Regions from separate parts of the Homo sapiens genome. Here regions 1, 2 and 4 are each linked to region 3. A link is a contact called in ENCODE Hi-C or POLR2A ChIA-PET data. All regions are on one chromosome and are shown on one strand. The core of a region is the stretch at or near the end of the contact, and the rest is flanking DNA. Distances in the headings are between cores, read along the strand shown.

Region 1 (2,700 bases), core at 42-2,541, 1.4 Mb after region 3:
ATGGTCTTCATTCACACATACATACATCAAGTATTTACTGCTTTACATCAAGTGTTTACTGCTCTAGACTGGGCAATGGGGAAACAGAGGTGATTGAGACACTGTTCCTGTCCTGGAGATGTTCACAGTCTAATGGAAGAGACACACACTTCACAGATAATTATGATCAAATGTGGTAATAGGAGAAGTTATGGGAGCTGAGGGTTGGGGGTGACTTAATTTGCTTAAGGGAATTGAGCAAAGTAAGAGTTGAAATTTTTTTAAGTTAAAGAAGTTCTCTTGGCAAAGAAGGTGAAGGGCAAGGAGAGAATATTCTAAGCTGAGAGAACAGCATATATAATGATGGAAAACCAAATGGCCTACCCAGGAAACGAGGAAAACCTTGACAGCCCTGGAGTGTGAGGTGCATGAAGATTAGGCTGCAAAAGGAGTTTATGAAGGACAAGGTGTTTGGACTTTACAGGTGCTGGGTGCCAATGAAAGTTTTCAAGCAGAAGGCATAATCAGATTTGTAGGTGAAACAGATCACACTAGGTGCAATGTGTGTGTTCATGCTGGGAAACTGAAAAGGCTTCTGCGAAAACCCTACAAGAAAGAGGCCGACTGAAAAGATATTAAAGAAATTAAAGATCGGAAGATCCTTGGACGTGGAAGAATGCAAGAGGAATCAGTGGGTAAGTAGGTAGGTAGGTAGGTAAATGGGATGATCGTGCCACTGACTTCCATAAGACATAAGGAAAGAAGTGCAGGTTTGGGGCAGAACACAATAGCCAGTCCCATCCACTGGGTTCCAGAGGTAACAATCATTAGGGAGGTAACAAATTAGATATGCTTGTTCTAGATGGGAAGGTAGAGATTGAAACACTATTTTTAAGGTCGGGCTTCAAGCTCAGGCCCTCTTCACTTCTTGCCAGGGCCCCAGACCCTCTATCCTTTCCTCTGTGGTCTCCAGACCTTTCTATGACTCTCCCACCTCCAAAACCTCCCTCAACCCCCTCACCTTCAGACCCTTCTAAGGCCCTCCTCATTCCCAGGGCCCTCTATCGCCTCCTCATCCCCGACCCCTGTATGACCCTTCCCATCTCCGGCCTCTACATCCTTTGACCGTCCCTCACCCTCCACCCCCACATATAAGCTTCTTTCTCCCCTCTCACCTTCCCCAGCCCCCTGTGTCACCACCACCTCCTAAGTCTCCAGCCCAGAGCCTGCGTCTCAGCTGCCCCCGCCCCGCCACCCGGACTCACCCACCGAGACACCCACTTCACAACAGGGCGGAAGTGCTCCCGGGCTCGTGCGGGGAATGCTGGGACGCGGAGTCCGAGCGGCGCCACCCTGGGAATGGAACGTCTGAGACCACAATTCCCAGAAGGAACCGCGCGAGCGCCGGGGGCGGCCCCCTCCGTTTGCTGCCTTTCAGACGTCTTCAGCCAATAGATATGTCATCTTCTAACGGACCCTGGCACTGGAACAAATCGGAACGGGCGCGACACATGGGGGCGGGACCTGTTGCGATCCTGGCCTTTTCCATAGGCTTCCGGATAACAGCACCGCCCAATGGGAGGGCACTCGAGCAGAAGGGGGCCCAGTTCTACTGAGGGGTCGAAGTGAGAGCCTCAGACCCTGAAAGATCAAAGCAGACACAATAAGAAATAAGAAGAGAGAATGACTAGAGGTGACCAGCCCGATAGGCAGGAGAGAACTGGACAGTTGTAGCTTTAATTTCCAGCTTACAGCTAAGCTGTGTGACTTTGGAAGAATTCTGAACCTCGTTCTCTTCAACCATAAAATGAGGGTAGTAATGGCATCCATGTCACAGAGTTTTGTGAACTTTCAATGAGATAATACACCTAAAACGATTAGCTCAGGGCCTGGCTCCTAATAATGCACAGCGATTGTTAGCTATTATTATGTAAATCAGTTAGTACAGAGCTTGGCACTTCCTAGGTGTTGGAAGAATGTTAATCATTATTACAAAATAATCCTCATATAAATGCGGGTGCTCTGTACCACTGTGAATACTTTGGGGCATGAACAATCTAATGTGGTGTTGAGAATGGGGGCTTTGTAGTCAGACATGGATCCAAATCCCAACTCAACTACTTCGCAGCTGTGTGGCCTTGAACAAATTACTGCCATCTATTTTGTCTTTGGAATTTTCATCTATAAAATGCAAGTAATGTAAGAGAACTTACATCACAGGGTGTTATGAAGGTTAAATGAGACTATTTAGGTAAAAGTCTCTGAAGTCAAGCTGCTTGTGTCTGAAAGTTCTTACTTTCAAATGAAGGATGCAGGTCATACCACCCGCGTTGTGAAACCTTGGGCAAATTACTTAGCTTCTTTATGCCTGCATTTTCCCAGCTGTAAAATGGGAATGATAATACTTGCCTCTTCCTGAGACAGTTGTTGAGAGGAATAAATGGGAGAAGGTATGTAAAGAGCGTGACACATGTCTGACACACAGAAAGTGTTTAATAATCATTAGCTAGTCCAGGCACGGAGGCTCATGCCTGTAATCCCAGCCCTCTGGGAGGCTGAGACGGAAGGATCGCTTTAGTCCAGGAGTTTGAGACCAGCCTGGGCAGCGAAGTGAGACCTCGTCTCTATTTTAAAAAATAGAAAATACAATAATATACATAATCATTAGCTATTATTATTATTACCAATGGTTATGCGGCTTAGGGAAAATTGACAATACCT
Region 2 (2,700 bases), core at 106-2,605, 1.5 Mb after region 3:
TGCTGGGATTACAGGTGTGAGCCACTGCGCCCGGCCCATTCTGTGTATGTGTGAATGCCTGCTCTGTGCAAAGCACTGTGGGAAGGGAGGTAGCACACTGAGAAACACGGTCTGTACCCCACCTCAAGAGCTGAAGGTCTACTTGAAACGATGAAAAATGCACAGGAAAAAAATTACAATAGAAAGTAAAATGCGATAAATGCCATAGATGGATTTGAGGTAAGTCATTTAAAAGCTACAAAACAGGAAAAGTTACTGCCAACTAGAGATGTTCAGGATAGATTTCAGGGAGGACGAGGCATTGTTCTAGAGCAGAGGTTGACAAACTACAGCCCAATGGCCAAAACCATCACATTGCCAGTGTTCGTACAGCTCGCAAGCTAATAATGATTTCTACATTTTAAATTTTTTTTTGAAAAAATCAAAAGAATTCTATTTCATGATACATGAAAATTATCTGAAATTCCAATTCTAGTGCCCATAAATAAAGTTCTATTGGAACACAACCACACTCCTTCACGTACATATTGTCTGTGGTTGCTTTCCTGCGGCAACAGCAGAGATGAGTTGTTGCCACAGACCGTGTGACCTACAAAGTCTAAAATATTTACTCTCTGGTCCCTGGCAGAAAAAGTTTGCCAACTGCTGTTCTTGAGTCTGGACCTTGAAGGATAGGTAGGACCTGGACATGCAAAGTTGAGGAAAGAGCATTCCAGGAAGAACTGGTGGAACTTAAGAGAGGGAGGCAGGAAAGTGTGGGCATGTTAGGGAACAGGAGTTGAGGATACAATCCTGTGTTACCCTAGTTTATAAAACAAAATATAAGTGTAAGAAATGCAGAGGCAGAGGAGAAGGAAATATGAATATTAATGAAAAGGGGGGTTGAAAATTTGAAAAATAGAGGAGAAAGGGAGCTAAGTAAATATTCGGGGAATGTAAAATAAATGTAAACAAAGAAGATGGGATGAGGCCTGAGAGTGGAAAGGGGTGGGGGGAGAAGAAAGGCAGGCAACGAATATGAATACTAAGGAAGGCAAGAAAATGGGACCATGTTGGGAACAGAGGGAAGTCAAGAATGGAGAGAAGTGCCTGGCGTGTGTCCAGCACCTTCCTGCGCCTCGCGCTCCTGAGGGTGGGGACTGTGTCACGCTGCACGTCTCTGTACCCCCGCAGCCCCTCGCGCGCGTGCTGAATGAGTATGCTTCGCCACGACAGCGCAGGTTCACCCGGTGCGCTTGGGGAAGATAACCAACACTTACGGGACTCTGACCGTGTGCCAGGCACGGCGGGCCGCCTGAACCCACTTCCTCAATCAGCCTCAACCGCGAGCCCGAGGCCGCTCACGGAGGTGTGACCGGGGCACTCGGGCCATGACTTCCCTCTGATCCTCGGTTCCCAGTGGGAAGGAGAATGACTTGTAGGGTCGTTGTGAACAATAAGTCGGGGACAGCGCGAGCAGGGTTTGGCACGAACTGAGCTCTCGGTGACTGGTGGTCGTTAGTCTTCTGACTGACCCCCAGGCCCCTCAGGGAGTGAACGGTCCAAGGCGGGAGTCGCGGGCCGCCCCGCCAAGGAGCACTTGCACCGGCTATCAGGGCAGCCTCCTCGTGGCGTGGCGCCCGCCTCCCTAAGCTGAGCCCCGGGCGTCCCTAACCCGCCTTCCGGAGGGCGCGAGGCGGGGCTCGCCGCACAAAGGAAGCGCGCGGCCCGTGTCCGCCCCGCCCCTCCCGCGGCCCCGCCCCTCCCCGCCCCGCTCCCTCGCCCCGCCCCCGGCGGAGGCGGCCGCGGGAGCCGTCCCAGACTCGCCGCATTGTCTCCGCGGCGGCTGCAGCCCTCGAGCGCCCGCCGCGCGCGCGCGCGCAACCCCGGCCGCCGCCCGCGCTCCCGCCCCGGCCTCGCGCCCCCGTCCCGGCCTCGCGCCCCGGCCGCCCTTTGTTGACGCCGGCCAGGCCGGTGCGGTCGGATGCGCCGCGGCAGCCCCGGGCCCCGGCTCGGAGGCTCCCGGCGGAGAGGAGGCGGCCCGCCCGGGCCCGGGACCCCGCGCGAGTCGGCGCCCGGCCGAGGGGCTGCGTAGGCCCCGCCCGGCCAGGCCCAGCCGGGCCCTGGACAGGTCAGTGCCGGGGCGGGGGAGGGGTTCTCGCCAGTAGGGAGGCCGGGGGCCGCGCTCGCCGCACTGGAAGTCGGGCACCGCCCTCGGTGCCCCTAACGGCCCGGGCCTACGCGGCTGCCAGGCCGTGCCAGTCGCGGCTCTCGTCCGCGCGGCGCCTGGGAGGTGCCCTGCTCCCCAGCCTCGCTCGCCTGGGGACCCTGCGCGCCCGTCGCCCCTGGAAGCCGTGTCACCTCGGCGCGCCGCAGCTTCCGCGTCCCCAGGCCCCGCACACCCCACCCCAGCCCCAACCTAGGACCGGCCTCCCCGCCGCTGCGACTTCCCTGGGACGGACGGTGCGTTCGGGGACGAGACTGCTGGCATCTGCCGTACTTTATTGGTGGTGGACTCCCTATCTTGGAGGCGCCTGCGGCTTCGCTGGAGAGTTTTGTTTTTAATCTAGTTCAGTCTCACGAGGTTTTTAATTGGATGGAAAGGGACAAGCTGTTCTGTGTCTTTTCTTCCATTTTTAGAAGAGCGTTTTCTCTCCTTCCTATGCCAAATGAAGGTAGACTATATTTGTTGCTTCTTTACATTAAAATCGGGATTTGTGA
Region 3 (2,700 bases), core at 121-2,620:
GGCGGATTGCTTGAGCTCAGGAGTTCGAGACCAGCCCTAGCAACATGGTGAAACCCAGTCTCTACAAAAAGTACAAAAATTAGCCAGGCCTGGTGGTGTGCATCTGTGGTCCCAGCTACTCGGAAGGCTGAAGTGGGAGGATCACTTGAGCCCAGGAGGTTGAGGCTGCAGTGAGCTATGATTGTGCCACTGCACTCTAGCCTGGGCAACAGAGCGAGAGTCCTGTTAAAAAAAAAAAAAAAAGCGGCCAGGCGCAGTGGCTCACGCCTGTAATCCCAGCACTTTGGGAGGCCGATGCGGGCAGATCACCTGAGGTCGGGAGTTCGAGACCAGCTTCCCCAACATGGAGAAACCCCTTCTCTATTAAAAATACAAAATTAGCCGGGCGTGGTGGTGCATGCCTGTGATCCCAGCTACTCAGGAGGCTGAGGCAGGGGAATCACTTGAACCTGGGAGGCGGAGGTTGCGGTGAGCCGAGATCACGCCATTGCACTCCAGCCCAGGCAACAAGAGTGAAATTGAACAACAACAACAAAAAAGGTGGGAAGGTAGATGAAAAAGCATCAATAAGGCACTGAGGTGTGAAACAGTGTGGTCTGCCGGGTTTAGTATGTGCGAGCAAAATAAATATGCAGGCTGAGATTAGTGGGATGAGGGTGGGAAGGGCCTTGTGGGAGCATTAACAAGCTTGAGCTTTGGGACTTTTCTGTATATGATAAAATTGATGTCTGTATAGGGTACAGTGGGGACACAGAGGAGGAAGTGAATACTTGTACCCAAGAGGTCATGTAAGACTTAGGTTTTACTATATTTGAATTATTTTTACACTAACAATAGCCACATTTATTTCCCTGCTGGCTGTGTGCCTGCCACAGTACTTTACAAATATTATCTCTTCCAACCCTCACACCATCCTTGCGAAATGGGTGTTATTACCTCTACACAGAAGGGGAAGGGAGGCTCAGACAGGTTAATAATGTTCCCAAGGTCACTAGAAAGCTAGCCCGGATCCCAAGAGGTCTTAAAGCACTAAAATATACTCTTCTAAGAAGAGCTTCTTGAGGTCAGGGATCATGTCTTTTGTTTTTGCGTGCCCAGACCTAGGTCTTAGAAGACGCCTAATAAACATCAGTTGAAAAAAATGACTGGATGATCTTTCACTTTTTCCACGCAGAAAACACGTGGCGACATCACTGAGAAACCTCCCGGCCAACAGAGGGCGCGACGTCCATTTCAGCGCAGTGGGGCCCAGTTGCGGACGCCTAGCTTCCTTCCGTCCTTTGGCTGAAGTTCAGCCAATCCCTGCGCTCCGAGAGAGCCGGCGGCCAGTGGGCAGGGTCACAGGGCAAGGTCCCGCGGGCCGCTGGGTGCGGCGACTTCCGTGCTCCCGGCGAGCGGGCGGAGAGCGGGGGCCGCACTGGGGAGTGTGGGCTGGGCCGCAGGTGAGCGCGCGGTCCCGGCGAGCAGGTCGGGTCAGCCCAGGCCAGTAACCTCTGAGTTACGGGAGGAGTGATCGCTAGGGTCCACCCCGGTCCCGGCCAGATCTGCCAGCTCCCCTCTCTGGCGGGTGTTCTGGTGCCAAGTCTGGGAGCCCAGGTAGCCCTCCGCAGACAGGGCTTCTCGGCACCTCAATGAGGACGGACGTTGATGAGGCCATGAATGAGGTGGGCTAGGGACAGGGGACCGGGAGACTCACAGAAGGGAGAAGGGTAGCCATTTGGATGGACCTTCGCCTTACTTGCGCTCCCATTCCTGGACTGCGCTCTAGTGACTGTCAGGGCTAATTCTTCCGCCTTCTCAGGCCTCCTGTGTCCTTGTTAGTAGTTCTTGAATTTGGGACTACGGCTTCTGGCCTCGTTGGGCCTCCGGGCCCTCGCACTGGGGCAGGTTTCCCAGCAGCCCAGTTGACCTTTACCGGATGCTTTTGGCAGACGTCCTCCATGCCGGGCTGGAAATATGCGTCACAGTGTTTTTCAGACACTTTTGCCTCTTTCATTGTGATACCCTGCCTGGGGACGACTATGATGGAGTCTTTAGGTTTTTGTAATCAGCAAAGGCATCTGTTATGCTCCTGCCACCTTTTGGGGGAGAGTGGGTGGAGGATGTTGTGATTTTACACTAGGGAGTTTGGGCTGTCATTCATTCGTTCAGCAGACCTTTTTTGGGCACTCTGCCAGGCAGGGTAGGAGAGGTGCCTGGATGGATAGGGCATAATTGGGCCAGACAGACACGGTTCTTAGCCTTTTGGAGCTTAAAGTGTCTTGAGAAACGCAGACAGGGTAAGCCAGCATCGTGCCTGACACAGAGTAAGTGGTTATAAGTGTCGAATAAAGGAATGAATTGACTTATTTGGGAATGATTAGAATGTGAGCAGGACGGTAGCGAGAGACTTTATGCTGCATGTGAGAGATAGTTGTGAACTCATGCGCGATATGTTTTAAGACAGGTTTGGAAATCTGAACGGACAGTTGCTATTTAGGGAAGCATTTACTTATACAGAGGACTTGCTTTAAAGGTGGAAGTAAAATGGAGAAGTATTAGGTTTGGGATTCTTCAGAGGTGCCTCTTTTAACTATTACTATGTCTCTGAATTTCATAAATCCCTGAGTACAATCTCAGAGTTTGGGAAAAGGAAAGCTCTTCTAGGTAATGAAATGCCAGGCTGATGGGAAAAAACTGTAGGAAGCTCTCCCTAAGTCC
Region 4 (2,745 bases), core at 215-2,714, 1.1 Mb before region 3:
AAAAAAAAAAAATTTGTAACTCTCTCCCCATCTCATCTCCCCAGTTTGAGTGCTTTTTTGCAACCATTTGACACGTAATCTATTCAACAAAGTTCTTAGCTATCGTTATGTCACTGGTTTCTTTTACGTAAGTTTTTCTTATATCAAATTGGCAAAAAGAGATATGGAATTCAGGAACTTGTAACACCATTAGTAACAAGACAGCCCCGCAAATATTTTGAAAATTAATTTACGAACTTGTGATCGTCTGAAGCATACTTTCAAATTTAATAAGCCAAGCATGATCATTTGTTAGGCAAACCGTTATGCAACACCTTTCTGTCCCTGAATTAATTACTTTAGAACCATAAACAATACTTTTCCTTTTTTAAGGACAAGTACTATCCATGTTGCAATTTTCTCTTAAGACTGCAAAACTGCTGCTCTTGCCCCCAGAGATAAAGCAGTTTTCTTAAATTCCAAATTTCCAGGAATATGACAACTACTTCTCTAAGGAATAGAGAATGAAAAAAAATATACTGTCAGCAATTTTAAGAACCACCTCCTCGTATAAGCAGGGATCCAGGCTGCTATGACATTTCCAAGCTCCTCAGAAACTATCTACCATGCTGCCACAAACAACAGAAAAGAACTCGAGGGTAGGAGCAATGCCATGTTGAATTTAACGTTGCACCAACACCTCCTTCGAACTTAATCTGAAGTTATCCGTTATCTCAGCCTATCTTCACAACTATCCTAAGAGGTAGGTAAGGGAGCTGGCTGGCTGCCCAGCCTCTACGGAACACACAACCTGGCTAAAGGACACGCACTCCAACTAGACAATGGCAAACCATTCTAAAGTCTAGAAGAAGGGTACTCCAGCAAAGAGTAATGCCGCCTAGATAACCCCAAACTTAAATCCTCCAAGCGTTTCCCCGCCTCGCAGTTTCGCCGACTCAGGGGCCCCCGGGGAACTGGGGCTGGGCTGCGGGGAGGTCGCGGAGGAGCAGGGCGAGGGGCGGGAGACCGAGCGATGCCCGCCCGACGCTCACCTCGCGCACCTGGGCCGGGCGGGAGGAGCAGGGATGCTCAGAGGACAGTAGCTGGGTGACATCCCCTACCTGGCCCAGCTACTCTGACTCACCTGCGGAGCCGATTTCCATTCATGGAGCTGGGGGGAGTGCTTCGAGGGAGAACGGAGCCCGCCACTGGCGGCAAGGAGGCGGCCCGGGGGGCGACGCGGCGCGACGCGACGGGCACTCTCACTCGGCCCCGAGGCGGGGGCGGCGACGGCTTCCCCTGAGCAACCGCACTCCGAAAGCTCTGGGCCGGAAGAGTCGCGGACGGAAAACGGCACAGGACTAGGCGAGAGGAAGGGGAGATGTGAGGCGCGGACAGAGGGGAGTCCCGTCCGGAAGTTGCATCGCCCGCGGCCGCCGACGCTCCCACCGCTCCTCCACGACTGCGGGCCGCCGCCGCCGACCTGCCCGGGGCCGCCCCGGAAGCTCGCCGGCGTCAGTTCCGCTGCCTGGCTTGCCCGGCGTCCTCGCCTCGCCTCTGGGCCCCGAGCCGTGCCGGAGCGACGTCGGGGCAGGAGCGGCCGGCGCGGAGGACGCCGGGGAGGTGTCCGGGAGCCGGGCCACATGCGGCGGGCTCGGCCGTACCCCGCCGGGCCGTGCCGGCCGGAGACAACGCGGAGGGGCAGGACTACTCGCGCCGCACGAGTGGGGGCGGTGCCTGTCTGCGACGACGTCGCGGCTGGCGGCGGGGCTTACCTGAGGAGTAGCCTACCTGGAGCCGGCGGGTGAAGGACCCCGAACTGCCGCGGAGGCCCCGAGCCGAGCCCGCTGGGGTAGGGCCACCCTCCTTCCTGAGCCCCCGCCACGCCCAGTCCGATCCACCCCACGCGCCGCCTCCTCACAGGCGGTCAAGTGACCACCGCAATTGACCTAAGTCCTAGGCTGCTTTAACGACCATTTTTAGGAAAAAAAAAATGTATTATAGTTTGGAAAAGATGACTAACAAACAGGACACTACACAAACATCAGATCGAGTAATTTCCATGTTTAAAACTCTTTAATAGCGCCTCGTCACACTTGAAAACCCAAACTCCTTTCCAGGGTGAAAACGCACGGCGTAAATGGGCCCCGCCTGTGCTACAGCTATACTGGTTGGCTTCCAATTCTCCCAACGGGCCAACCGCTGCTTTTTTCTGACTTGGAGCTTCTCTGCTTTTGGTTCCCTTGGCCAGGAACCCTCTCTCTCTTCTCCACCCTCCCCTTACGCCCTACCCCACAGCTTTTTTTTGCGTCTCAACGAAAGACATCTGAGACGCCTTTTCCGGACCACCCATCTATGGTGGGGCACCTGTTAGTCTACTACAGTATTGCCTTGGTAGCCCTTTGCCCAGTCTGTTATTTATTTACTACTTGTGTGCCCCCCACCTCACTTGAATGTCAGGCAAATATTAGGTCCTTAATAAATATTTGTTGCCTTAATGAAACATACTATTTTATTCAGGCTGAGGAATCATTCATAATTTCTCCCCATGTCCCTATGCTTCAGTAATACGGTTTTTTTTAATCAAAATAATTTTTTAAAGAGGAAAAGGAGAAAGAATATCCTATCTTCAGTTCCCCTCACTGTGGGACTTTGGATCAGTCACTTGATCTCTCTGGGCTTCAATTTTCTTATCTGAAAAATTGAGAGAACAGCATGTACCTTACACAGTTTGTAAGGTTAGGTAATATACATAAAGCACAGAGA

The links. A loop is a pair of places that touch in the nucleus more often than their neighbours do. ChIA-PET counts read pairs that join two places held with the same protein, here RNA polymerase II (POLR2A). Pooled maps may share reads with other maps.
Region 1: a loop to region 3 is called in a map of sigmoid colon, with 7 times the contacts of the local background. The contact joins the promoter of ZSCAN20 here to the promoter of SMIM12 in region 3. A Hi-C loop is called at or near these places in 1 of 168 maps with a recorded cell type or tissue (sigmoid colon), 2 of 37 single-sample maps with no recorded cell type and 12 of 50 pooled maps.
Region 2: a loop to region 3 is called in a pooled map, with 4 times the contacts of the local background. The contact joins the promoter of PHC2-AS1 here to the promoter of SMIM12 in region 3. A Hi-C loop is called at or near these places in 1 of 37 single-sample maps with no recorded cell type and 5 of 50 pooled maps. POLR2A ChIA-PET finds 5 or more read pairs at or near these places in 2 of 52 experiments (A549 and MCF 10A).
Region 4: a loop to region 3 is called in a pooled map, with 9 times the contacts of the local background. The contact joins the promoter of AGO3 here to the promoter of SMIM12 in region 3. A Hi-C loop is called at or near these places in 1 of 168 maps with a recorded cell type or tissue (CD4-positive, alpha-beta T cell), 1 of 37 single-sample maps with no recorded cell type and 9 of 50 pooled maps.

What each region holds. Positions count from the first base shown.
Region 1 is chr1:33,471,236-33,473,935 of GRCh38, reverse strand. It overlaps ZSCAN20 (zinc finger and SCAN domain containing 20), which reads right to left and starts at 1,291. Exons shown (of 8, transcript NM_001377376.1): 1 at 1,245-1,291.
Region 2 is chr1:33,349,007-33,351,706 of GRCh38, reverse strand. It overlaps PHC2-AS1 (PHC2 antisense RNA 1), which reads right to left and starts at 1,355. Exons shown (of 3, transcript NR_125978.1): 1 at 1,260-1,355. The region is part of intron 9 of PHC2 (polyhomeotic homolog 2); the gene reads left to right. RefSeq lists a silencer at 1,647-2,166 and an enhancer at 1,622-2,551.
Region 3 is chr1:34,858,419-34,861,118 of GRCh38, reverse strand. SMIM12 (small integral membrane protein 12) reads left to right here and starts at 1,370. Exons shown (of 2, transcript NM_138428.6): 1 at 1,370-1,442. RefSeq lists a silencer at 1,419-1,548.
Region 4 is chr1:35,929,824-35,932,568 of GRCh38, reverse strand. It overlaps AGO3 (argonaute RISC catalytic component 3), which reads right to left and starts at 1,464. Exons shown (of 19, transcript NM_024852.4): 1 at 1,124-1,464. The coding sequence starts at 1,142. It overlaps AGO1 (argonaute RISC component 1), which reads right to left. Exons shown (of 19, transcript NM_012199.5): 19 at 2,037-2,745. RefSeq lists enhancers at 277-799, 800-1,324, 1,325-1,848 and silencers at 962-1,301, 1,312-1,821.